3 separate regions of the Homo sapiens genome follow, and all the other regions are linked to region 1. The links are chromatin loops, found by intact Hi-C in ENCODE. Cell type or tissue: PC-9. All regions are shown on one strand.

Region 1 (8,000 bases):
CCAATGTGGAATGAAGATTCCAACCCGCAAATGACCTCAGGACCCTGACTCTGAGCCGAGACTGAAGCAGCCCATTCATTCATTCACTCACACACTCATCCATTCATTCAGCACTTTCTGAACACCTTCCATGAGCCAAGCACACCTCACAGTGCTGGGGCACCGCAGGGGACAGAACAGACCAAGTCCTATCCTTGTGGCTTGCATTCTCATGGGATCAGAGACTCAGCCCCCTGGGGAAGCAGGGTGGGGAGAGAGGGCAGCCTTGCTGGGGAGGTCTGGGGGTCTCCTTGGAGTAGCATGTCTGAATGGAAGCCACGGCTGGCTTCGCACCGCGGCTGCAGCATGTTAGCTGGGTAACCTCAGGCAGGGTCCACATTGCGCTTCAGTTTCCTCACCTGTAGAACGTGGCCGTCGACCTCCTGCTGGTGGGGCTGGTGTGAGGAGGTGGGGTACCCCACGCTCACAGCAGCATGCAGGGGCTGCTCCTCTGCGAGGACTTGGTGGCTCTATTTGTCCCTCCTAGAGACCTCCAGTCTTGGTCTGGCTCTCTCTTTAGCATGGAGCAGGAGATGAGGAGGTGGCCCTGACTACATCACTGTTGCTTTCCCAGGGTCCTGCTGATGCCTGCTGGCTGGGACGAGAGGGGGGTGCGGTCAGAAAGGGCCTGGTGCCATGTGGCAAACAGGTCGGGTGCACAGGTCACGTGTGAGAGTCCAGCCGCAATAGCGGCTCAGGATCCAGCAAATGGGCTTGGGCCCTTTGCTGCAGAGCTCTTGGGTCAGGTGGTCACACGCTCCTGTGTGCTAGGTCCCTGACATGCCAGGTGCAGGTGGGGGGTGCCCGTCTGCAGTCACGAAGGCTGGAATTCAATCCTGGCTGGGACCCTCACCGGGCAAGTGCTTAGCTGGGCACTCACCAGGCACCCAAAAGTGACCACTGCTATAATCATGGCAGCAATAAGTGTGACATACTCCAAGGTGTTATAATTTAAGGAACTTTCTTATGTGAGCCACACATATACTTGCCCACATGCACACACAGGCACAACACATCTATACAAACATGCACACACACATACATGCTTCTGCACACCAACACACATGTACATGCTTCTGCACACAACACACACAGATACATGTTTCTGCACACCCACACACACGTACCTGCCTGGGCATGCATGCACACACGTACATGTTTCTGCACACCCACACACACGTACCTGCCTGGGCATGCATGCACACAGGCACACAGCACGTACCCATAAGACTCAAGCATGCACACGCCCCTGTGTGCCTTTGGTCTCAGCCTTGAGCTTCACTTACCAAATGTGCAGGGGGCAAAGCCACGCACAGGCTGAGGGCGCCGAGCTGCAGAAGGCCCTCCCAGGGAAGGAAGTGGCAGCAGCTGTTGGGTGCGTGTTATATCCATGCCAGGCTCCTGCTCAGGGCTCTCTGTAGATTTTCTTCCATAAAGAGAAGATTTTCTCATCCCCATCATACAGATGTGGGCATCTAGGAAGGGGTATGACCTGAGAGGCAGGAGGTGTCCTGCCTGGGAGTGGCTCCCCCAGGGCTGGGGTGGCTGTCATCAAGCCCAGCTGACTACCTCCCCTGGGATTTTTGGGTAGCTGGTGAAAGGTTGGCTGGACCACTCTGTATCATTGAGGCTCGGAATTGGTGGTTTTGGTCGGGGGGGAGGGCCGTGGGAGCCAGGCAGAGGTGCTGGAGAGAGGGAGACAGTGCTACCCTGCACGGGGGTCCTGGGAGCAGTGGAACGTTATTCAATGCAAGTCATCCAGAGCCTAGGCCTTTGGGACCGCCTGCCCCCACCATGACCCTGGGGTGCCCAGTGAGGGGCAGGGGGCAAGGTGGGCCTGAGAACAGGAGTGGAGGCAGCTGGCGGAGGGCAGCTCGGAGGGAGTCAAGCCCCTGCCCATCTGTCTCAGCCCGATCCCCAGGGACTCTGGGGAGGCCCCTGGTGGAGTGTACTGCTCCGAGGGCAGTGGGAGGCATTGCTTGGAGAATTAAAGAAGAGCGTGATCCCAAGTGGCCGAGAACTTGGAGTGAAGAGCAGTGTGCTCAGGACCCATGTGGAAAGTGGATCCCGGCTCAGCCATCCTTCCCCACCCCAAGGAGCCTTTGGATCAGCCCTGCCCTCCCTGCAGCTGCACCCGCACGTGTCTTCCCAGGCTCTGAGGGGCTCACAGGCGGGTTGGGGCGGAGGGTCCCATGCCCTCTGGGAGCCTGCTGGAGGCACTGCACTGCAGAGGGCATGAACCTGCAGATTCTGGCCTTGCCACATCCTCAGAGTGTGGCCGACGGCAAGCTGGCCTCTCCACATGCCAGTTTCTGCCTCCCTAACGTGGAGAGGGTACAGCACAGACAACAGATACCACGTGAAAAGCCCCTACCCAGTGCCTGGCACACAGCGGGTGCTTCGGTTCTTATCTCATTGGAACTGTACATGTGCCTGGGGTGGTAGGAATTCCTGTCCCTTTTCCAGGTGGGGCATCTGGGACTCAGACCCATAAGTGGCTTGCCCCAGGTCGCACGGCCAGTTTGAGGTAGGGCCCCATGTCTGCGTATATGATCCCATCGTGAGACAGCACCTCTGAGCAGCCAGCCTTCCGGGGCGGCTAGAATACTCTTCAAATCTACAAGGTTTCATTTATATCCAGGGACAGCCATGCCCAGGCAGCGCTTGGCCAAGAGAGAGCACTGTGCTGGGAGTCCAGAATCTTGGCCCCAAATCCCGGCAGGACCCAGGGCAAATGGCTTCCCTCCTGGCGAGTGCCTTTCCTCCTCTTGGGCACAGTTCCGATGTTACCTGGGCTGGGCCATGGAGAATGCCGCCCAAGGGCTGGTCCTGGGCCATTGTTTACCCTAGTTCTGCATGGAGGGTTTGACCTCACGCCCGGCTCCCCACCTGCCCGCCCTGCTGTGCGGCCTCCTCCCTGCCTCGGCTGACTCACAGCTCTGCTATGCGTCCTGCAAACATTCCGGAGCCCTCGCCCTGCAGCAGTGCTCTCTGCATTGGTGGATAATAGGGCAGCACTCTGTACCCAGAACGGGAGGCATTTGGGTCCCCTAAGAAGCATTTGTCATTCTGTCCCTGCCTCTGGGCTCCTCGCCTGTGATCTCAGAAACAGGGCTGGGTGTGTCTCTGCAGCCTTCCTGGGGAAGTTTTCTTTTAATCTGCTAGACCCATGGCGGGGGGGCGGGGGGAGGGGAGCCAGAACACTCTGATCTGTTCCTGCCAGCTCAGGGACCTCGGGCAAATCGAGTCAGCTCCCTGTGAGAGGCGGGAGTGGGCGGCATCAGTGGTTTGCAGAGACGTAGGTTGCAGAGCCAGTGAGCCGGTGACATCTTGCATGCAGCCTTGATCCAGGGAGTGAAGGAAGTGCTCAGGCTGGGTGTGAGGGCGGGGAGGGGGCTGGGGCAGAGCTGGCTTTTCTGTGCGCTCTGCGGAGACCTCTGAATCTCCTCTACCCGTGGTGGGGGAAGCCCCAGAGTTCCCTGCACCTTTGAGGTCTCTCCTCACGCCAGCGGGCTGCAGCCCACGGTAGCCCAGGGTCACATAGTGGGGCCCAGCTAGAGTTTGAACCCAGAACTTTGTGACCTTGCACCCTGCAAGCATTCCGCTTGACCATTAGGGTGGTCAGCACCTGTCCCTGCCGCCGAATGCCAGCTCTGTGAGGTTGAGGCCCCACCCACCACTGCACCCAACACTGAGCATGGTGGTGAGTGCGCGCCAGGTGCCCAAGAGTCCTTTGCTGAGTGGGCGACGGGTGGGGTCCTCCTACTTCCCCCTGCCCTCCCTCCTGGCCCTTGCAGGGGCTAAGTACCTTTGTACCCCTGGGTGCCCCCGCCACGACCCTCCCCGCTGGCCCACTTCCCCCTTCCCTGTTCTAGCCTTCAAGGTCTGCAGTCTCTGGTCTCACTTCTCTCCTCCCCTGGTTCCAGTAGACAGCGGCCAGAGGAGGCGCTCCTGGGGTTGGATTCACTGTTGGTTTTAGGAACTGAGAAAGGCCCCCAATCCCCGAGAAAATCCAGGGCAGAATGTGGCTGAGGAGCTGGAGGGAGGAGAGGAGACCAGGCGCCCTCCCAGGGCCTCCACCTCAGGCCTGTAGATATGAGGTCCCCCAAGGCCTTGCTGTGTGACCTGGGCAAGTTACTCCATCTCTCTGGGCCCGGATAGGGATCAATGGATCCTATCTTGTCGGAATGCGGGGGCATTGAGGGCAGCTGGAGAATGTAAGCTTAGCTCCCAGACTGGTGCTCGGGAGGGCCGGCGAGGGTTCTGCTACGTTTATTACCACCTTTACTGGCGAGTTCAAAAGGAGCAAATCAGCAAAGGCCCCAAAACACTGGGGCCCAACAGACACGCAGTTTCCCCTTGAACAATGCACGTGTTAGGGTTGCGACCCCCTCCCCCATGCAGTGAAAACCTGCATGTAACTTTCGACTCCTCCAAAACTGAACTACGAATAGTCGACTGTTGACCAGAAGCCTCACTGATAACATCAACAGTTGATGGACAGATATTTTGTATGTTACATGTATTACATGCTGTGTTCTTACAATAAAGTAAGAACATGTTATTAAGAAAATCATAAAGAAGAGAAATATATTTACTATTCAGTAAGTGGAAGTGGATCATCATAAAGGTTTCCATCCTTGTCATCTTACATCAAAGAGGCTAAGTCAGAGGAGGAGGGGTAGGAAGGAGGAGGAGGAGTGGGAGGAGAGGTTGGTCTTTGTGCCTCAGGGGTGGTAGAGGTGGAAGAAAACCTGCCTATAGGTTGAAACCCGTGTTGTTTAAGGGTCAGCTGTAGACAGATGGCTCCCAACTTAGGATGCAGCTTAAGGATCTCTTGACTTCACAATGGTGTGAAAGCCATATGCGTTCAGTAGAACATCAGTAAATTCCATGAAATAGTAAACATCTTATTATAAAGCAGGCTTTGTGTTAGATGATTTTGCCCAATTGTAGGCTAATGGCAGTGATCTGGGCACACATAGGGTGGGCCAGGCTGCGCTATGATGTTCAGGTGGATTCAATGCGTTTGATTCAGTGGATGGGTTTGCTGGAACGTAACCCCATCGTAAGTTGGGCAGCATTTGTCATGCGAACCACAGAGATAATTTACAATTTTTGAGTAGCCACATTAAAAAGGTAAAAAGAAACTGGTGAAATGAATTTTAATCACATTTTATTTAACCCAATCCATCCAAAATATTGAAACAGCACATAATCAAAATTATTGGGATATTTTGCATTCTTTTGTATGTACTAGTCTTAAAAACCTGGTACTTACATTGAGAGCACCTCTTACTTCAGACACTACATGTTGAATGTCCTACCTAGACAATAAAGTTGTGTTGAACAAGAGGCTATTTCACATGGCTTCAGTATTTTTAATTTTTTTTTTTTGAGAAGGAGTATCACTCTGTCGCTTAGGCTGGAGTGCAGTGGCACAATCTTGGCTCACTACAACCTCCACCTCCCGGGTTCAAGCGATTCTCCTGCCTCAGCCTCCTGAGTAGCTGGGATTACAGGTGCACACCACCACGCCCAGCTAATTTTTGTGTTTTTAGTAGAGACAGGGTTTCACTATGTTGGTCAGGCTGGTCTCGAACTCCTGACCTAGTGATCTGCCTGCCTTGGCCTCCCAAAGTGTTGGGATCACAGGCGTGGGCCACTGCGCCTGGCCCACATGGCTTCAGTTTTTAAAAATTAAATTTAATGAATTTTTCTGCAGGTCTGTAGTAGGTGTATGTACCTGTGGGGTCCATGAGATGTTTGGATACAGGCATGCAGTGTGAAATCAGCACGTCCTGGGGAATGGGGTATCCATCCCACAAACATTTATCCTCTGAGTTACAAATAATCCAATTATTGCTTCAGTTTTTAAATGTAAAATAATTAAAATTAAATATATTTAAAAAAAACCCCCACAGTTTATGAGTCTCACCAGCCATGTACAGAGTGATCAGCAGCTGTGTGGCCAGGGGCTGGTGTGTGGGTGACGCTGGCCCAGGCGTCATCTGTGTCCTTCTACCCTCATCAAACTGCACCTGTCCAGGGCCCTGTCCCTCCAGCCTGTGCCTCTGCTGAGTGGCCCCTGGCTCACCTGAGGCTCTCAGGCACACTTGTCTGTGAGAGGCTGAACCCCACCTCCTGTTTAGAGGCATTTAGTGGACATTCGAGGGCTGATCAGATGGGGCTTCAGGCTTCTCAAAAGGGAGGCAGGCAGGGGAGGGGCTTTGCCTCAGAGCCCTATCTGCTATGAGGTTGAGGAGGGCACACAACCTGGTGGGGTCTGAGTCCTTGGGCTGGGTGCTTTGGGCCACATGCAGCCCCTCTCTGGGCCTGTCCAGAGGGCTCTGATGTCCCCTCGAGCTCCAGTCTGTCTACCTAGTACTTGCCAGTGCCCATAAGTCAGGAGCTGGAGTCCTTCCCAGAGACCTAGCAGCACCAGACGGTGCCTGGCGGACAGACGGCCCTTCTTGGTGGCCTGGTGCATGGATGCGGGTGCTGGCCTCACTGTGGAGTGCGGTCCGGAATGGCCTTTGTGTCTCACCTGCCGCAGGGGTCTGACTCTGACCTTCCTCAGGGACCCTACCATTCCAGGGTTCTGTACCCCATGCGGCGACTGTCCAGCCTTGCTTGAGGCCCACCTCTCCCCATATGCTGATGACACCGTCGTCCTGACAATAGCCTGAGAGGCAGGTCCTGTGTGGGTTGTACTCTGTGGATGGGGAGACTGAGGCACAGAGAGGTGAAGAGATTTGCCCGGAGTTGCAGAGCTCACGAGTGGCAGAGCTAGGAATCGGACCGGCTGCCTGGCTCGCATGCTCCTGAGAACTGCTGAGCGACTGTCCCCTCTGATAGCCAAAACCCTGGCTCTAGTCTTGGCTGTTCAGCCTCCTGGTTGCAGCTTCAGTGTCTCCAACTGTACCATGAGTGAATGGGACCCTCTGATGGCTAAGTTCCATCCAGCTCTGAGAGCCTCTGCATTGCCTGTTACTTTTTATTTTTAAAGTGATTTTGTTTTGGCGAGGAGGCTGAGGGAGGGTGAGGCCAGGTGGGTGGGAAAAAACATGAAATCGCTCAGCCCCAGGCCCTCCTAGCAGCTTAGTCCCTACAGATTGACGGAGGCCTTGCACACATTTCCCAGAGGCCGTGCTGGGAAGCCCGCCCAGCCGGATCCCGGCGCTTGGAAAAGCCCACTCTGTGTCTTGGCACTCGGGCCTTACAGCTGCCGGGGACTGGCTGCGTGAGGTCCTGGGGCTGGCGTGGCTGCGGCCGGGTGGGTGGGTGGGGGGGGGGTGTGCCGAGGGGCATGCATCCATCACTGCCAGCAGCTTGCGTGGGCCCTGCCAAGTCGTGGGGGAACCGAGCCCAGGTGCCAACGTGCTTGGTAACTGGCTTGCTATTTGAAAAATTAAAGCGGTGTCAAGAATATCTAACCTTTGCATTCATATCAGGAGTCTGGAGCCGGGCGGGTGGCAGCCAGAGTGGGGCTGTTTGTGCAGGGCGGCCAGTGGGAAGGCACCCTCGGAAGGAGCAGATTACAGCAAAGAACATTATCCACCCAGCACCCAGGAGGAGGCACAGGTGATAACTGGGGAGGGGGAGCAGAAAGCACAGGCGAGCTGACCTCTCTCTAGCTGCTGGGACCCCTGCAGGAAGGCAGCCTGGTGCGCACCTACTGTGTGCCGGGAGAATGTGCCAGGTGCTGGGGTGGATGGAGATGGGGTGGCACCTCCAGGACACACTGCGCCTGGGCCCATGATACTTGCAGGGACCCACAGTGATGTTTTAATGTCTTTTAAAATCAAAAGAAAGAAATGAACTTTTAGGTTGAAGAAATGATGGTTAATAATGTCCCCACATATGACCTAAAGTGATCTACAGATTCAGTGCAATCCCTATCAAAATAGCAATGACATTCTTCACAGAAATAGAAAAAAAACAATCCTGAAAGTCATATG
Region 2 (8,000 bases), 180 kb after region 1:
CATTCCAAGCAAGGGAGGAGAGGTGAAGAACCTGCCTGGGAGAGGAGTCAGGGGTCAAGAGGAAGCTTAGGGGTCCCAGGCAGGCGGCTGAGTGAGCAGCCCTGCCTCACTCCCCTACCCCAGACACCAAGGATGGAGGGGCTTTCCTGCCTGTTCCAAGGGAGACGGACCTGTGACTTCCCCAAAGCAGACCATCTGCAAGGCGGGAAACCCCGGTGTTCAGCAAGCTTCCTTTCTGTCTGGGCACAAGCCCTGCCCAAGCTCTGGGCTCAGAAGGTAATGGGGGCTTTGCAAGCCACCCCCAATGCCCCACGTGCACCACTTCCTTCTCATCCTTGGCCCCCTCATTCCTTGTACTTCCGTCGCAACAACCTCTGGAGTTCCTAGAACATCCTGAGCTGCTTCCCCCGGCTGCCTCCCTGCCACCTGGCATGCACGTCACTCCGCTCTTTGTGGTGGTCCCATCTCCTCCTTCCGAGCCCAGCTGCATGCCACCTCCTCCCACGTACATACTGCCAGTCCGTCATAGCAACCTATTTATCTCCATAGTAACACAAGGAACAACCCCAAACTCTATTCAACTTGCTCCCCATGTTAACGGCCCCCAGTGTGGACTGTCAGCTCCATGAAGGCAGGGCCCTACTTATCTCGTTCACAGCACAAGGCCGGGCACACAGTAGGTGCTCACTCAACATTCCTGGGATCAATGGGAAATGACTGTCGGGGAACCCTCTGCAGCCGTCCTTGTCGAGGGCCCCAGATGGGGTGTGGGTGGCCCCTCCCCATCCAGATGGTGTTGGAGGGGCTGGGGGCCAGGCATGGCGAGCAGGCCGAGGCTGCAGGTGGACATCCCTGGGACTGGAGCTGCTGGGGGCCAGGCTGCAGTTCCAGCCCAGGTCAGGTCTCATGTGAGGCCTCCGTGAAACAAGAATTTCTCTCTCCGTTTCCTTCTCCTGTCTGACTCACACTTTCGTTTTGAAGTTCCCCCTTTCTGCCAGTGCTTTGCCTGAGGTTACGGAGTGGTCAAGCGAGGCCAGCAGGGCGTGGAGACCAGGAGGAAGCTGGGCTGCAGTTTCATTCACAAAAACACGACCCGCCCGCTTCCTGTGTCCTGCCTGGGCTGCCCGGCCCGCAGCCCTACAGCCAGTTCACAGGGTGTTTGCAAGTTTGCAGGGGCCAGTGAGGGTGCTCCTGGGGTTTAAGAGGCTTGAGTTTGTCCACCCCACGGCCTCTGTCAGGACCCCCCCTTCCCGCCACTATGCTTCTGTCTCCCACGGTGCCTCCCAGCTCACCCCCACAGGGGCCTGGCGCAGAGCCTCAAACTCAGGATTCTATAGGAGCTGAGGGTTGGGTCTGAGCACCTTGGCGCTTCCCCTGGCCCCACTGACCCATCCTTGTTTCAGCACAGAGCTGGGAGGCCCAGGGAGGATGGCCTCTGCTGACTGGTCCAGCTCCCTCTGTGGTTCCCACCTCTCAGTGTGGGGTGGATCCAAGGGGGAGGGAAGAGAAGGGGATGGGAAGAAAACGATGCCTGTTGGGGCACAGGCTCCTAAACCCAACCTCGTATCGCCTCCTGCGAGTAGCTTCCAGGTGTCCACAGGGAGCCCGGGGTCATGCTGGCATCATTCATTCTCCACGCATCAGATGATCCTGTGGCCCCTCAGTGCCAGGCCCCACTGGCCCTCTGCGCACATCAGTGACTCTGATGTTCTCCCCCACCGCATGCTGCCAATCTGATGGTGGAGACAGAACAGCAGTCCCGGATGGTAAGGACGCCCAGTGCCAACCCCCCTTAGCAGGGGAGATGCAGAGGAGGGGGGCCACCCAATCTGGGCATCACAGAAGCCTCCCTGGAAGAGGGGGCATCCGAGCAGAGCCTGAAGGATGAGATACCAGCTAGGGGAAGGGACTGGCTGGGAGGAGAGGCAGGGAGGGGTCTCCAGGCAGAGAGACAGCAAGTGCAAGGCTTGAGTGCAGGAGAGACCCTGGTGTGTCGGAGCTGGAGAGGAGTGTGTGGGGGGTCTGGGTGGTGTGGAGCGGGGATGGAGGCCAGGCCAGGGGGTCGGCCAGGCTGAGTGGCTTGGACATTTTACTGAGCACGGTGAGGAACCCCTGCAGGCTTGTGTGCTTGGCTGGCCCCGCCCGGCTGACCACAGCTTCGTGCAGCACAATGCACATGGCACTGTGTTGGGGTCTCCTATCCAGGGTCTCATTTCACCCTGGTGCTGCCCCTGTGAGGAGGCGTTGTCTCTCCTTCTGCAGTTGAGGAAACTGAGGCCTAAGAGGCAAGTTCTGTCCAAGGTCATGCAGTAGGTGCTCCCGGAGTCATCCGAATCGCAGTCCAGGGGTCTCTCGCCACCCTCCCTGACCCTCTGGCCATGGCTGCTGCGGGGATGAAACCATCACAGGGGCAAGGCACTTTGAAATGTGAAAGCTCTGTGGTGTCATGATGATAAAAACACAACAGGAAGAACGCAACCCATTTTGGTTTTATGAGGCTGAGCTGCCCCTCTGGAACTCCCTCTTATCTGGGGATCTCAAGGCACTGGGAAGGTCCACAGACCACTCCTAGAAGCACTGGGAGGCAAGCTCAGGCCAGGCAGGAAGTGGCAGGCACTGCTCATTCTCTGCCGTCCCAGTCCTCCTCCCCTCAGAATCGACCCCTCTCCCCAAGCCAGCTGGTGCGAGAATGGGGAGCTCGGGTCCTCCCCATCCCCAGCAGGTGAGGAACAAAGACCAGCAGCAGCAGGAACGGGACTAAGGACTCCACCATCCTGGAGACAGAGAGGGGTGGAGGCATTGGCAGTTCTGCCTGGTTTAGAGTTTTCTGGGTTCAGATCCTGTCTGTCCCTTGAGACTATGAGCTCCTGAAAGTCATGGACCATGCGTGTCTGAGTCACTGGGGCCTGCTGGGATGAGCACGGCTTGATGGCTGGAGAGGAGGGAGTAGGGTGTGGAAGGCTGAGGGTCAGGGGGAAGTCACAGGACTGGCTACCCTGTCAAGGCTTCCTAGGGTTTGTTTAATGAATAAGGAATTGATGGATGAATTATCCACTAACCGAAGGGTATGAATTCCAGACAGATATGTGGAAGGATAAATGGATAAATGAATGTGTGGATGGTCTAAGGGAAGATGGATGAGTGGGTGGATGGATGAAGGGATGGGTGGATGGATAAGTGATGAATGAATGCACGGATGATGGATGGATGGATGGATGGATGGAAGGGTGGAAGGATGGATGGAAGGGTGGAAGGATGGATGGAGGGATGAACAGATGGAAGGATGGATTGATCAACGATGGATGAATGTGTGGATGTGGATAGATGGATGAATGCATGGACAGATAGATAGTGGATAGATGTTATAGGGGGTTGGTAGAAAGTGAAATAAGCACCTGGGTCATCTCAGGCATATGGGCAATGTGAGATGCTTCTAGCAGAGACTATGATGAGGCTCGCTTGGGATATGGGCAACATGAGACGCTTCTAGCAGAGACCGTGATGGGGCTCGCTCGGGATATGGGCAATGTGAGACGCTTCTAGCAGAGACTGTGATGGGGCTCGCTTGGGATATGGGTAATGTGAGATGCTTCTAGCAGAGACTGTGCTGGGGCTTGCTCGGCTTCACAGATGGAAACTTGGCATGCGTGGCACAATGCCCATGTCCTCCACCAACTAGAAGACCAATGGTTTGTCTAGGACCAAGAGACTCGGGTCATTTTCTTGGTTCAGCCTTATCAGCCCCTTGACCATGGCCAGTCTTCTCCCCTCCTGGCCTTGGTTTCCCGTCTGGATTATGGGGATTTACTGGATGAGATGGGCCTCTATGGTGGAGTGTCCAGGTTTTCCTAGGAGGAGGGGCAGCACCCCCGCCTCTCTCTTCCGCTCACAGGCCTTCCCTCACTCCATTCCCAGGCTCAGCCAAGGCACCTGCCATGCACCCTCTTTCCCACCATTTTCTAAATGTCTGGGCATGAAGCCAGCAGGAGAGATGGGCCCTGGGGAAAGGGAAGCTGGCCCCTGCTGCAGGGTGGGCAGGCTGGGGACCACTGTGGCTGCAGACAGCTGCTCAGCAGGCCCTTGGCAGGCTCCAGCTGAGTCACCCTGAGTCACCACTGTCACCTCCTACCACACATTCCTTCATTCATACAGTGTCTACCCCTGAGGCCACCTCCCTGAAATCTCACTGGGCAGTTGCCAAGGGTGTGGAGGGCACTCAGGCCTGCCTGATGGGCCCCTGGCAGGGAGAGAGGGCTGGGCAAGATGACCTCCGGGAAGGTGTGGACACCCTCTGGGTCCCTTCCAGCCCGGGAGCCCTCTGACCTCACTGGGCTGGGTTCCCTGCAGATGGGAGGGCTAGGTGCCTGTCTCCTTGAGGCCCCTTAGCAGTCATTTGGAGGAACACTGGGCCCCTCAGCTCACTAAGATTCACTGGGATGAGGAGAGGAAAGTGACTCACCTGCCCCCCTTGCCTGTCTCCTCAGCAGCCACACCCAGGCTAGGCTCTCCCGCAGAGGGCCTGTGGCCCCTTTGCAGTGGACCAGGCCAGCTCCGGAGTGGGCAGCCCTGCTCTGTGTCTGTCCCAGCGCTTCCTTTCTGTAGGGTGTGGGGCAGGCCATGCACGGCTCCAGGCCTCCGTGTCCTCGTCTGTAGTCGGGCTGTCGGCAGGCACCGCCTCTGGTGACTTGTGTGGGCACCTGGTGCTCCTCTGTCCCTCCTGGGGCCAGGAGTGTCCCACAGCCCTCTGACCTGCAGGGCTCACCTCTGGCAGGTCCTGAGTCCTGGTGTCAGATGCCACCAGGAACACAATTCTGGGCCTGAGAGGTGAGCCTCTCTCCAACTGGAAGCCTGGGCTACACTAAGAGCTTAGGGACCCAGGGTGGTGAACCCTGAGTGCTGGGCTCCCAGGGGTGGGAAGAGAGAGGCCGGGGTGGTAGCCTGGCCCCCACACAGTAGGTGCCAGGTAGGGCAGCCGCTGGGAGCCTGGCACGGGGCCTGGGGCCAGGCTGGGGCTGGTGGTCTCAGGGTCCATGAGGCCCATACATCAGCCTCTGAATTTGCCATGGCAGGAACCTGGGACACAGGAAGCCGGCACCGCTGAGCACCCTGTCCTTTTCATTCATTTCCTCTCCCGCTAACCCCAGTCAAGCCTTCTGTGGCAGGCACCGCTCTGCACTGAGGATTTATGTCAATGAAATTGACTTGGGTCCCTGTCCAAGGGGGTCTGCATTCTATTGAGGGGAGACGGAAGACAGGCAGTAACCATAGTCACATGGCCTGGCCTGCTATGGAGGCAATCAGAACCTTGGGAAAGAGAAAGGAGAGTGAGGGAAGAGGGTGCTCTCTGAGAAGGGCTTTGGATGGGATCGGGGGGGCACGGTGAGCAGGGATGGGGGGTGTCTGGACAGCGCACCCCGCTGTGGAGCAGTAGGGAGGCTGGCAGAGGGGACCAAATCTGGGAAGTGGCTAGATCCTGCACAATCTCCCATCTCCCAGGGAGGCTGACATGGGACCAGTTTTCTGGGATGGCCCCACGTGCTCTAGTGTATTCTTTTTTTTTTTTTTTTTTTTCGCAGCAGCACCAGAAACATATACACTTTATTGAATGCTATTGTAGAAAAGTGTGTGAAGATAAAGGGCTGATAACAGGACTTGGCTCCGGGGGCAGGGCGAGGAATGGAAGGTGGAGTACGTGGGATACAGGTCATGGGCAGAGCTCCTGGCCTCAATGATGCCTCCTGATCTATCGATGGGCTTGGATGATCAACACTGGGATGACGATGAGCAGAATGGTCGTGAGGATGCCCAAAATCAGGGCCCAGATGTTCAGGCACTTGGCGGTGGAGGCATAGGCCTGGGCCCCAGTCAGGTCGCCAACCATCTTCCTGTCCCTAGACTACACGGAGTAGGCGAATGCCTTGAAGCCCGGGCGGCAGGGGTTCATGAAGAGGGCGTTGAACAGGGACCAGACAACATGGTCGGGCACGGAGGTCTCGCTGCGGATGTGGATCACAGTGGATGTCGGGGGAGCAGGGTTGTGGGGTGCCCCCGCACAGCCACGTCGTGTTCCTCCTTGAGCATCTCATAGTTGGGGGGGCTGGCTGCTGTTGACAGGAGAGAAGAAGGTTTGGACAGTGTGGTTCATGGTGTCCAGCGAAGACCAGTGGTGGTCGGGTTTCTGGGGTGATTCTCAGTGGGCCCTCCCTTTCCCTAGTAGTTTCGTTTTCTCCGCTCTAGTGTATTCTTATGGGGCCCCCTTCTCCTCTCAAAGGGTGAGTTTGTTGGTCCTACCCTTGCAGGACTTTTTAAGGCCTTTGGCTTTCGCTTGAATGGATTAGGGAGCAGGGGAAGGATGGGTCCGACTCAGGCTGCTGAAAGGATGCTCTGCCTGCCAGGTTGAGAAGGGACTGGGGGATGGGGTTAAGGGTAGATTTATGATCTGTGATCCTAATATCCATTTTCTGATGATGCCCCTCAGCTCTGGGGACACAGAGGTGGGGCAGACGAGGTCTTCCCCAGAGATTCCCTGATGGGGGAAGGACACACAAAGGCTGATGAGCACCTTTTGATGAGCACAGGTTACTGCCTGCCTTCTGTCTCCCCTCAATAGAATGCAGACCCCCTTGGACAGGGACCCAAGTCAATTTCATTGACATAAATCCTCAGTGCAGAGTGGTGCCTGCCACAGAAGCCTTGACTGGGGTTAGCGGGAGAGGAAATGCAGACTAAGGCCCCAGGAGCTTGAGGAGAGAGCAGCCAAGTTGGGGAGGAAATCCAGGAAGCCTTCCTGAAGGAAGGGGCATTTGAGGTGAGTCTTGAAGGCTGAGCAGCAGATTCCCCAGGCAGAGAGTCAGAAAGAGGGGAAGGTATTCCAGGTAGAATGACAGATGGCAAAGGCTCATGTGTAGGAACAAAACACCAACCCCTCCCACTTCATTCATTCATTCATCTACTCATTCATTCTCCACTTACTTCTTGTATGCACTGTTTACCTGGCACCATGCTGGCCCTAGAGAAATACTGACCCCACTCCTCACCCACTCTGTGGCACTTGTCCAAGGAGGGGGTGGCCATGGCCAGGAAGCCATCCTGGTTTAGCAGCCGGGCAAGCATCCCTCCCTCCATGAAACCCTGGATCCCAACAAGGCTACATTTGTTTTGTATTTGAAATTCCACTAATTTTTTCGTGTCTTTGCATTAATGATTCCTCTTTAAACATCAAAGGGACCCGTAGGGCATTTTGACTCCTAACCTTTTTGTACGAGAAGCAGCTGATCATTATCCCACGGCTCCAATGATAGGCTGCAGTCAGTTCAGATTCCCAAGATTACAAAAGGAAATTCAGCTAATTATAGTTTGATAGAAATTATAGTTCTGCCGATTCCTGATTGACAGGGTGGGCTGGCATGAATCACTGTGCTCTTTGATAAGATTTTATTAATCTCTCTCAAGAATCTCACAAGTGCCTCATTGCAGGAGAAATTTCCTTTATGTCTCTCTCCCATGAAGAACCTGCTCGTATTATCCCCGGAATAAATGGAGGACCTGGAGTATGTGGGTGCAAGAACAGAGGCCTGGGAGTCAGGAATCCTGGGTTTGTATACAGCCAATAGCTTGCTGTGTGACCTCCCAAGGTTCCTTTGCCCCTCTGGGCCTTCATCAGAAGGGAGGCAGTGTGGTGCCTTAATTAAGAGCACGGGTTCTGAGCTCAGGCTTTCTAGCTACATGTCCTTGGCAACCTCGCTGATCTTCAGTTTCTTCCTCTGTAGCATGGACATGACGATAATAATAATTCCCCCCCACATGGTTGTGGCAGATCACTTGAGGTCAGGAGTTCGAGACCAGCCTGGCCAACTTGGTGAAACCACGTCTCTACTAAAAATACAAAAATTAGCCGGGTGTGGTGGCGAGCACCTGTAGTCCCAGCTACTCGGGAGGCTGAGGCAGGAGAATCACTTGAACCTGGGAGGCGGAGGTTGTAGTTAGCGGTGATCACTCCA
Region 3 (8,000 bases), 370 kb after region 1:
CCAGGAACCCACGGGAATCTTTTCAAAGGATCTGCATCAGATCAGCCTAAGGAACACTGCTGTCGGTGATGAAATCTGTTGAGGATTCGAAGCTGGCGTGTGGTGCACGCAAATTCCTTTTTTCTTTTTTAATCAATGATTAGATGATTCCTTAGAGCAGTTTTAGGTTCACTGCAAAACTGAACAGAAAGTGCAGAATTCCCATATCCCACCTTCCCAAACACACACACAGTTTCCTCTGTGACTAACATCTTGCATCTTGTGGTACATTTGTTACAATTGAGGAACCAATATTGACCCATTATTATAAAGTCAGTAGGTGACATAAGCAGTCACTGTTGGTGTGGTGATTCTGTGGCTTTGGATAAATGTATAATGACATATATCCGCCATTACAGTATCACGCAGAATAGCTTCACTGCCCCCAATGTCCTCCGTCCTCCATCCACTCACTCCTTACCTCCCCCAGCCCCTGGCAACCACTGATCCTTTCCTGTCTCCACAGTTTTGCCTTTTCCGTATGTCACAGGGTTGGAGTCATACAGCTTGTAGCCTTTTCAGATCGGCTTCTTTCACTGAGTAATGTGTAGTTACTCTTCCTGTCTTTCAGCGACTTAAGAGCTCATTTCTCCTTAGCACTGAATAATAATATTCCGCTATCTGGACGTACCGCAGTTTATTTATCATCCGCTTTGTGAAGGGCACCTGGGTTGCTTCCAAGTTTGGGCAGTTATGAAGAAAGCGACGAAAACATGCCGAAAACCTGGCTCACGCACTGTGTTCATGGCGTGTGGAGGGGGCGCTTCGACCATCAAAGGAAGTTTGGAAGGAGGCAGAGTTCGGTGGCCTTGGGGCCCCTGGGGCGGCATGACTCCAGGGGGTGGGAGAGCTTTCTGGAAGGTGAGCTGTCCAGCAGCGTGGGGACTAGGGCGGCTAGGACATCTCAAGAAATCCTTCCCTGACACATCGCCTCCCCCGCCAGGTCTAAGCAGAGGCCAGGAAGACCTGACAGGGATGTGTTCTGCTCTGCGAGAAGACTGGGCACTGCTACATCCTGGGACTCTAGGCCTGGGCAGCTCTTCCCTTGGCAGAGGGCACTGCTCTCCTGCTGCTGCCGTCACCTGCTTGCCATCACCACGAGGGGCAGCCCGAGGGCAGGGCGTGAGAACCTTTCATCTCTATCCCTGCTCCCCATCTCAGGACCTCCAGGTGCCCCCAGCCACACCTGAGCCATGAAGGCTTTGCCATCTGACCCCTGCTCTGCACAGGAAGAAGCAGGAGATGGCACAGATGGGCATAGAGCCAGAGCCACCCCAGCCCTGCTGCAGGACCAGCCCTCAGCCGCGTTATCAGTGCCCATCTGAGTCAACTGTGCACAAAAACAGGAAGACTGGGACAAGATCTTTCACCTTCCTTCGATTGTCATCATCCAATTGTTCTTCCCGCGGTGACGCCATCCGGCAGCTTCACCGATATTCCTCTCTGGCATGACAGGGCCAGGCCCACCCCCCACAGAGGAGACAAGGAGGCGGAGAAGCCAGCCTTTCTGCAGGGCATAGGCACAGGGCTATGTGGTTGCCAGATGCACAGAAAGACCCTCAACCACAACCTGGGCTTTCAGGGCAAACCCAAGGGGCTTTTCGTGACTATGCCGGGGGCGTGGAAATGACTCCTCAAAATGCAGCACTTGCGGCAACAGGGGAGCAGCCCTGCCAGAGAGGCCCAAATCCTGGACTCAAGTGCCTGCTGCATGGCAGGTGGTCCCGGACAGTGAGGGCCCTCTCAGAGGAAAACATGGTGAGACCTGGGATCTGGGCTTTGACAACTGGCCAGTAAGATTGAGGCTGGCAGGCTTGTGGGCACAATTGGCCACAGCAGCCGCTGCACTCCTGGAAGAGCTGCATGAGGAGTAGGTGGCTTCCCCAGAGTCCCCACCTCCAGCAGGAAAGCATGGACAGGAACCAGAGGGGCTGGAACCTCTGGAGACCTGGTAGGGAAAGGCCACCCAACCCCCCGGTGCTTCTAGGAAGATTTTTCAATGTATGATTCTGACCAGTGGGAAGTTGCCACAAAGCCCTGGGGCTGGAAGAAGCCATGCACCAGGATAGCAGGTCTTAAGTGAGGAGGGCAAGGACAAAGATGAATCAGGACACCCACCCAGAGCCCGGAAGGTGGAAGAAGCTGCCCTCACCTCACCAGCCCCTGCTAGATACTCACACACTCACACACATGGGTGTGCAGGTGCACACACGCATGCACACACACACACACACACACACAGGGGCTGCTGGGAAGTGAGTGGGTCCCTGCTCCCTGTGGAATATGTGAAGCCACTTGGGGCCAGCTGGGCTTTGCCACATCATTCCCGCCTGTGAAAGAGGCCTCTGAGGTTCTGGTGCCACCTGGATAATTCAAAGCCCATCCAGCCTGGGGTTGTCCCCCTACCAGGATCTTCCCCAGGGCTTTGGAGGCCTCACCCTTCCTGGCCTCCAGGGGCTCCATTCATGTCCAGCATAAACACATGGCCGGGAGGGGAGGCTGGCTTTGCTGATCCCAGGGCCCAGACGTTCACAACTGGGAACTTGAAGGGTGTGGGGCCGAGTCCCAGCTCCTACACCTCTGTCCTCACCTCTGCACCAGGCCTGAGATCCCTGGTCCTAAGTACCTCCTGGGGATGATGTGAGCTCCGGGAAGAAAAGAGGAGGCAGGGCTTGATGACAGGAGCTCCTGGGGCAGGTGGGGCAGCTGGGATGACCGTGCTGGTGGCAGACTTTGAGGGGCACGGGATGCCTTGCTCTCCTCCACCCGCAGGGCTTTAACAATATGCAGCAAGCTCAGCTGGGTTTGGGAGGCCATGACAGCCCAAGCCCCCTGCAGCAACAGTGAATGTTTCTCCTGACCAAGATTGGCTGGGAAGAGACAGCAGCGTGCCATCGGGTGAAGAAGGTGGGTTGTGCAGAAAATTTCAGCTACAAGCGACAGAACACCAATTTAAACTGGTTACAGCCAAAAGGAGAGGGTTAATTGATGTAGAAGAGCTTCAGGCATAGCTGGTTCCAGGAGTCTGTCATCGGAACTTGGGGTCTCCATCCCTCCTTCTCTAGCTCTGCTTTCCCGTGTTGGTATCACTCACAGGCAGACTCGTCCTTCTGTCTTTTCCTTCTAGTCCAAGACGGGCATGGCGCCAGAGCCATCCTTGTCCCGGGTGGCCACCTCGCCAGCTGCAGAACCAACTTCCGGCAGCATTATCCGTGCTTTCCTGAGTTGACGAGCACCATGCACTCAGGGGAGCTCTACCTTGCTTTGAGGGTGGTTTGGATGTTCTCTCTTCCCTCTCTTTTCTTTCTGCCCCCAACAGAGAGACAGTTGTGGGGACAACTGAAGGGGCTTGGTACTGGCATCTGGAGGGCAGAGGCCAGAGATGCTGCTAAATACCCTACAGGGCCCAGGACAGTCCCCACAGCAGAGAATTATCCGGCCGCATTGCAGGATAGAGAAATCCTGGGACAAGTGGCTGTGGACGTCCAGGTGTGGTCATTCCTCCAGCCACAGCAGGCTTTCAGAAGTTGTCCTGAGACTGCAATGCAGGGGGGCACTGTACTCAGGAGCAGGGTGGTCCCCACCTGGGCTGAGGACAGATCTTTGGGAGGCAGCAGTGGCCTGAGCCCTGGACCAGGATGCAGGGGTCCCGGCTCTCGTTCTCCCTCATTCCCCCACTGCTCAAATGTGTCACTCCTGCCTTGCCACCCCCATTTACTTGTCTGAGGCAGGAGCTGATCTAGGAGCTGGGGAACCACTCACAGGTCTTGGGCAAAGGTCAGTGCCTGCATAGACTTGGCCAGCACAGTGTGCTTGAGCCCACCATCTCAGCCTCCTCACCACGGGGATTGTGCGGCCAGGGAAGTGCTGGCTTGCTTCCAGGTTGGTTTGGGTGTTTTCTATTTCCTCTCTTCTCGTGGCGCCCACCCGCCCCCCCGCCCCGCCCTGCCCCAGGTTCCCATTGAAATGCCGGCCAAAAGGACAGCTACACAGGCAGTTCCAGACCGCAGCCTTCCAGGGCCCTGCTCTGAGCAGCTGCCTGAGAGTCCCAGGCCGGGCGTACATTGTTCCATTTTTGGAATTCTTCGGGAGTGAGAGCAGCCTCGGCTGTCAACAGTGCTCTGTTCACAGAGGCCGGCCCGGCAAAGGAGAGAGGGCGAGCTATTGTCCAGGGCTGGGCTGCGGGCTGCAGGAATGTGCTGGAATGCCGGCCCGCATGGCACAGTCCCAGAGCGGGGCCTTTGTGTGCAAACACCACCGGGCAGCAGGGCCATCACATAAATAACGATGACCTCACCCCCAGATATCAGGCTCTGTGGTGGGATGGGGTGGGGGCGGGGGCCGGCCCCCAGAAAGGAGACCACAGGGGAGGCGCACCCTTCCCCACACACAGGGCACTGCAGCAGCCTCTGTGCAGGAACGCCAGCCAGAGTGGGGTTGGGGTGGATGTCTGCCCCTGGAAGCAGGCTGCATTTACTGTCTGGGGCCAATTGATACCCCTCAGTGCCTGAGACCTGGGCATCAGGACTCAGAGCCTCAACTCCAAAGGGTCCTGATGAAAATGCTGGTATAGGTATAGGCAGTTCAGGTCCAGGTGCAGAGGTGCAGGTATGGGCATGTGCAAGTTGCAGGTATAGGCGGAGGGGTGCAGGTATAGGCAGAGGGGTGCAGGTATAGGTGGAGGGGTGGAGGTATAGGTGGAGGACTGCAGGTATAGGTGGAGGGGTGTGGGTATAGGTGGAGGGGTGCAAGTGTAGGTGGAGGGGTGCAGGTATAGGCGGAGGGGTGCATGTGTAGGTGGAGGGGTGCAGGTATAGGTGAAGGGGTGCAGGTATAGGTGAAGGGGTGCAGGTATAGGTGGAGGGGTGCAGGTATAGGTGGAGGGGTGCAGGTATAGGTGGAGGGGTGCATGTATAGGTGGAGGGGTGCAGGTATAGGTGAAGGGGTGCAGGTACAGGTGGAGGGGTGCAGGTATAGGCGGAGGGGTGTAGGTATAGGTGGAGGACTGCAGGTATAGGCGGAGGGGTGTGGGTATAGGTGGAGGGGTGCAAGTGTAGGTGGAGAGGTGCAGGTATAGGCGGAGGGGTGCATGTGTAGGTGGAAGGGTGCAGGTATAGGTGAAGGGTTGCAGGTATAGGTGAAGGGGTGCAGGTATAGGCAGAGGGGTGCAGGTATAGGTGGAGGGGTGCAGGTATAGGTGGAGGACTGCAGGTATAGGCGGATGGGTGTGGGTATAGGTGGAGGGGTGCAAGTGTAGGTGGAGAGGTGCAGGTATAGGTGGAGGGGTGCATGTGTAGGTGGAGGGGTGCAGGTGTAGGTGGAGGGGTGCAGGTATAAGTGAAGGGGTGCAGGTACAGGTGGAGGGGTGCAGGTATAGGCGGAGGGGTGTAGGTATAGGTGGAGGACTGCAGGTATAGGTGGAGGGGTGCGGGTGTAGGTGGAGGGGTGCAGGTGAAGGTATGTGCAAGTGTGGGTAGGTGGAGGGATGGAGGTATAGGTATGTACAAATGTGAGTATAGGTGGAGGGGTGCAGGTACAGGTGAAGGGGTGCAGGTACAGGTAGAAGGGTGCAGGTTCAGGTGGAGGGGTGCAGGTATAGGTGGAGGGGTGCAGATATAGGTGGAGAGGTGCAGGTACAGGTGGAGAGGTGCAGGTACAGGTGGAGAGGTGCAGGTATAGGTGGACGGGTGCAGGTACAGGTATATGCGGGTGCAGGTACAGGTATATGCAAGTGCAGGTATAGGCAGGGGGATAGCGAGCCCTAGATACATCCCTGGGTGATGAGGCCCACTCCGCCTCCTCCAGGCTTGTCACCTCTGTGAGCTGCTGTACCTCCTTCCTCAGTAGAAAGGGGACCACAGAGATAAGTCATGCCTTCAGCACCTGCCAGCGGCAGGTGTGATGAGAAGGGTGTTTTCCCTCTGGGGTCTTCCTTCCCAAACCCCATAACCCAGTCCAACTATGAGATCAACTAAAGGGCATTCTGTGAAATCCTCAAAACCAGTCCTCAAAACTGGTGAGGATGTCACAAGCAAGCAAAGAGAGAAGCTGCCGCAGCCCAGGGAGTCTCAGGAAATGGGGTGACCCAGTGTCACGTGGGGCCCTGGATGGGGCTCTGGGACAGAAAAGGGTATTGTGGGAAAGCCAAACAAACTACAGACCTTAATTAACAAGAATGCATTGACATGAGTTCGTTAACTCTGACAAGCACACCCTACTAATATTAGATGTTCACAGTAGGGGAAGCTGGGTGTGGGGCACGCGGGAGCTCTTGCTGTGTCCGTAACTTCTCCGTGAAGCTGCAACTGTTCTAAAGTGGAAGGTGTGTAAAGCCGAATGGTTAAGAATCCAGCTCACCCTGGGACACGCAGCAGGTGCCCAGCCAGCGGCAGCCCTGACCATGAGACCAGCCCACCCCTTTCACTCTGTCTACTCAGAGAAGCCTCTTTGCTGTAACCCACACAGTGGTTGGAACTGTACAGACTTCATCATGAGGAGTAAGTGCAAGCAGGAGGTAGGAGTGCATTGGCGGGAACCTGCAGAGACTGGGCGAGTCCCTGTTCTGTCCCTTCCTGACTCCAGGGCTTGAGTGAGCGACACCACCTGCTTCTTGGGGCTGCTGTGGGGCAATGAGAAGACCCAGTGGGATTTGCAATGTAGGGCACACCTGCTCCACACTGCGACCAGAGCCCTTTCAACTCAGACCGAATCTGGAGGCGTCTCTGAGCCTGCTTTGCTGGCCCCAGCTCTCCTCTCTCCTGCCCCTTCCTGGCCAACCTCAAAGGAGGGCCCTCGAGGCCTAGCAGAGACGCTCCCACCAGGCAGCGTGTTACAACACACCATGTTGCCTTCCCGCGCCTCCGGCAGCACTGTGATGGAAGCTCAAGGGAACAATTTGCAGTGTCCAGGGCTGAAGCCTGCTTAGGGTCCAGCTGCTGCCACCAGCATGCAGGCTCTCACACAGCAGGGGCTGCTGCCCCACTTGGCAGGGCAGGGCGCTGAGGACCAGAGGGGCAAACCATTTGCCCAAGGTCATTGCCAGGACTTAAACCTGCAAGCTGGAACCTGTGCTTTCAATCATAGTGTCCAGTGGGCCAAAACAGGTCCCCTAAGAGGGAAGGGGCTGCCCCGAGGCCACACAGCTCACAGGCACTGAGTCCTTGCACCAGTACAGGGACCTGTCCTCCCTGCAGTCTAGGAGGCTCCATCTGTGCAGCCCCAGAAGACAAATCCTCCAGCCTGGCAGGCAGGGAACTGCTTGGAGCCAGGAAGTTCAGGCAGGCACCTGGCGCCCCAGAGCGCTGCATTCTCGCTTCCACTCTGCACCTGCCCCAGACCCTGAGCAGCCCCACACAGAGCCTGAGCAGTGCATGCATTTGTGCAAACTGGCCAGACAGCAGGTGCAGGGGGCACGGTGTCTTTGTGGGCCAGGCCCCTACTTCCTGCACACGTGTGTGTCAAGGCACCTGCACCTCCTTATCTCTCCTAGGTGTGTCCAGCCTCACAGCCCACCCTCCTGGCCCTGCCTCTGACCTTTGCTCCAACCAGTCCACCCATGCACCCCTCTTGCTTCCCACCCATGGTTCAACCTGTTTGCTCTGCTGGAGATGGGTCACACTTCCACTCCCGGCCGCCCACCGGCTCCTGCTCATCCCCTTCCCTCGGAGTGGGGTGTTCCTCCTCACCCAAACCTGGGCCAGGCACCCCTCCTCTGGGCTCCATGTCACCCAGGCAGGCATCACCCTGCAGGGAAAGTCCACATTGCCTCGTCTGTCTGTCCAAGTAGACTGTGGGCAAATCGAGGCCAAGGCTGGGTCTGAATCATCTCAGCACCCCAGGGTCTGACACCGCCTGGTGCTCAGCCAGCACCTGCTGGATGGAAAGAAAGGAGGGAGGGGGAGGAAGGAGGGAGGGAGAGCAGATGCATGGAGGGAAATAAGGAAGGAGAGAAAGATAGACGA

What was found. Peaks named below come from ENCODE experiments on the same cell type or tissue, not always from the same donor. Only the 100,000 strongest peaks of a DNase experiment are listed, where the experiment ranks them.
Region 2: a loop joins it to region 1, with 4 times the contacts of the local background. A loop is called at or near these places in 25 of 110 quality-filtered maps.
Region 3: it touches region 1 in a loop (5-fold over the local background); 8 of 110 quality-filtered maps call a loop at or near these places.

What each region holds. Positions count from the first base shown.
Region 1 is chr11:69,119,936-69,127,935 of GRCh38, forward strand. No RefSeq gene overlaps it. Among named protein-coding and RNA genes, the nearest start is that of SMIM38, 32 kb to the right of the region's middle. RefSeq lists enhancers at 460-1,088, 2,846-3,140, 2,860-3,675 and a silencer at 2,846-3,140. In PC-9, a CTCF peak has its summit at 4,028; DNase peaks (open chromatin) are centred at 2,516 and 3,066; H3K4me3 peaks cover 1,500 bases; H3K27ac peaks cover 4,316 bases.
Region 2 is chr11:69,297,663-69,305,662 of GRCh38, forward strand. It overlaps the pseudogene IFITM9P. Among named protein-coding and RNA genes, the nearest start is that of MYEOV, 7.5 kb to the left of the region's middle. RefSeq lists enhancers at 1-205, 1-664, 171-240, 206-1,067, 821-1,080 and a silencer at 1,861-2,049. In PC-9, no CTCF peak of the experiment used is centred here; DNase peaks (open chromatin) are centred at 989, 2,539, 2,869, 4,179 and 1 weaker place; H3K4me3 peaks cover 5,149 bases; H3K27ac peaks cover 7,438 bases.
Region 3 is chr11:69,493,213-69,501,212 of GRCh38, forward strand. No RefSeq gene overlaps it. Among named protein-coding and RNA genes, the nearest start is that of LINC01488, 16 kb to the left of the region's middle. RefSeq lists enhancers at 205-4,554, 2,505-3,047, 3,227-4,042, 4,043-4,856, 6,390-6,924. In PC-9, no CTCF peak of the experiment used is centred here; a DNase peak (open chromatin) is centred at 4,159; H3K27me3 peaks cover 660 bases.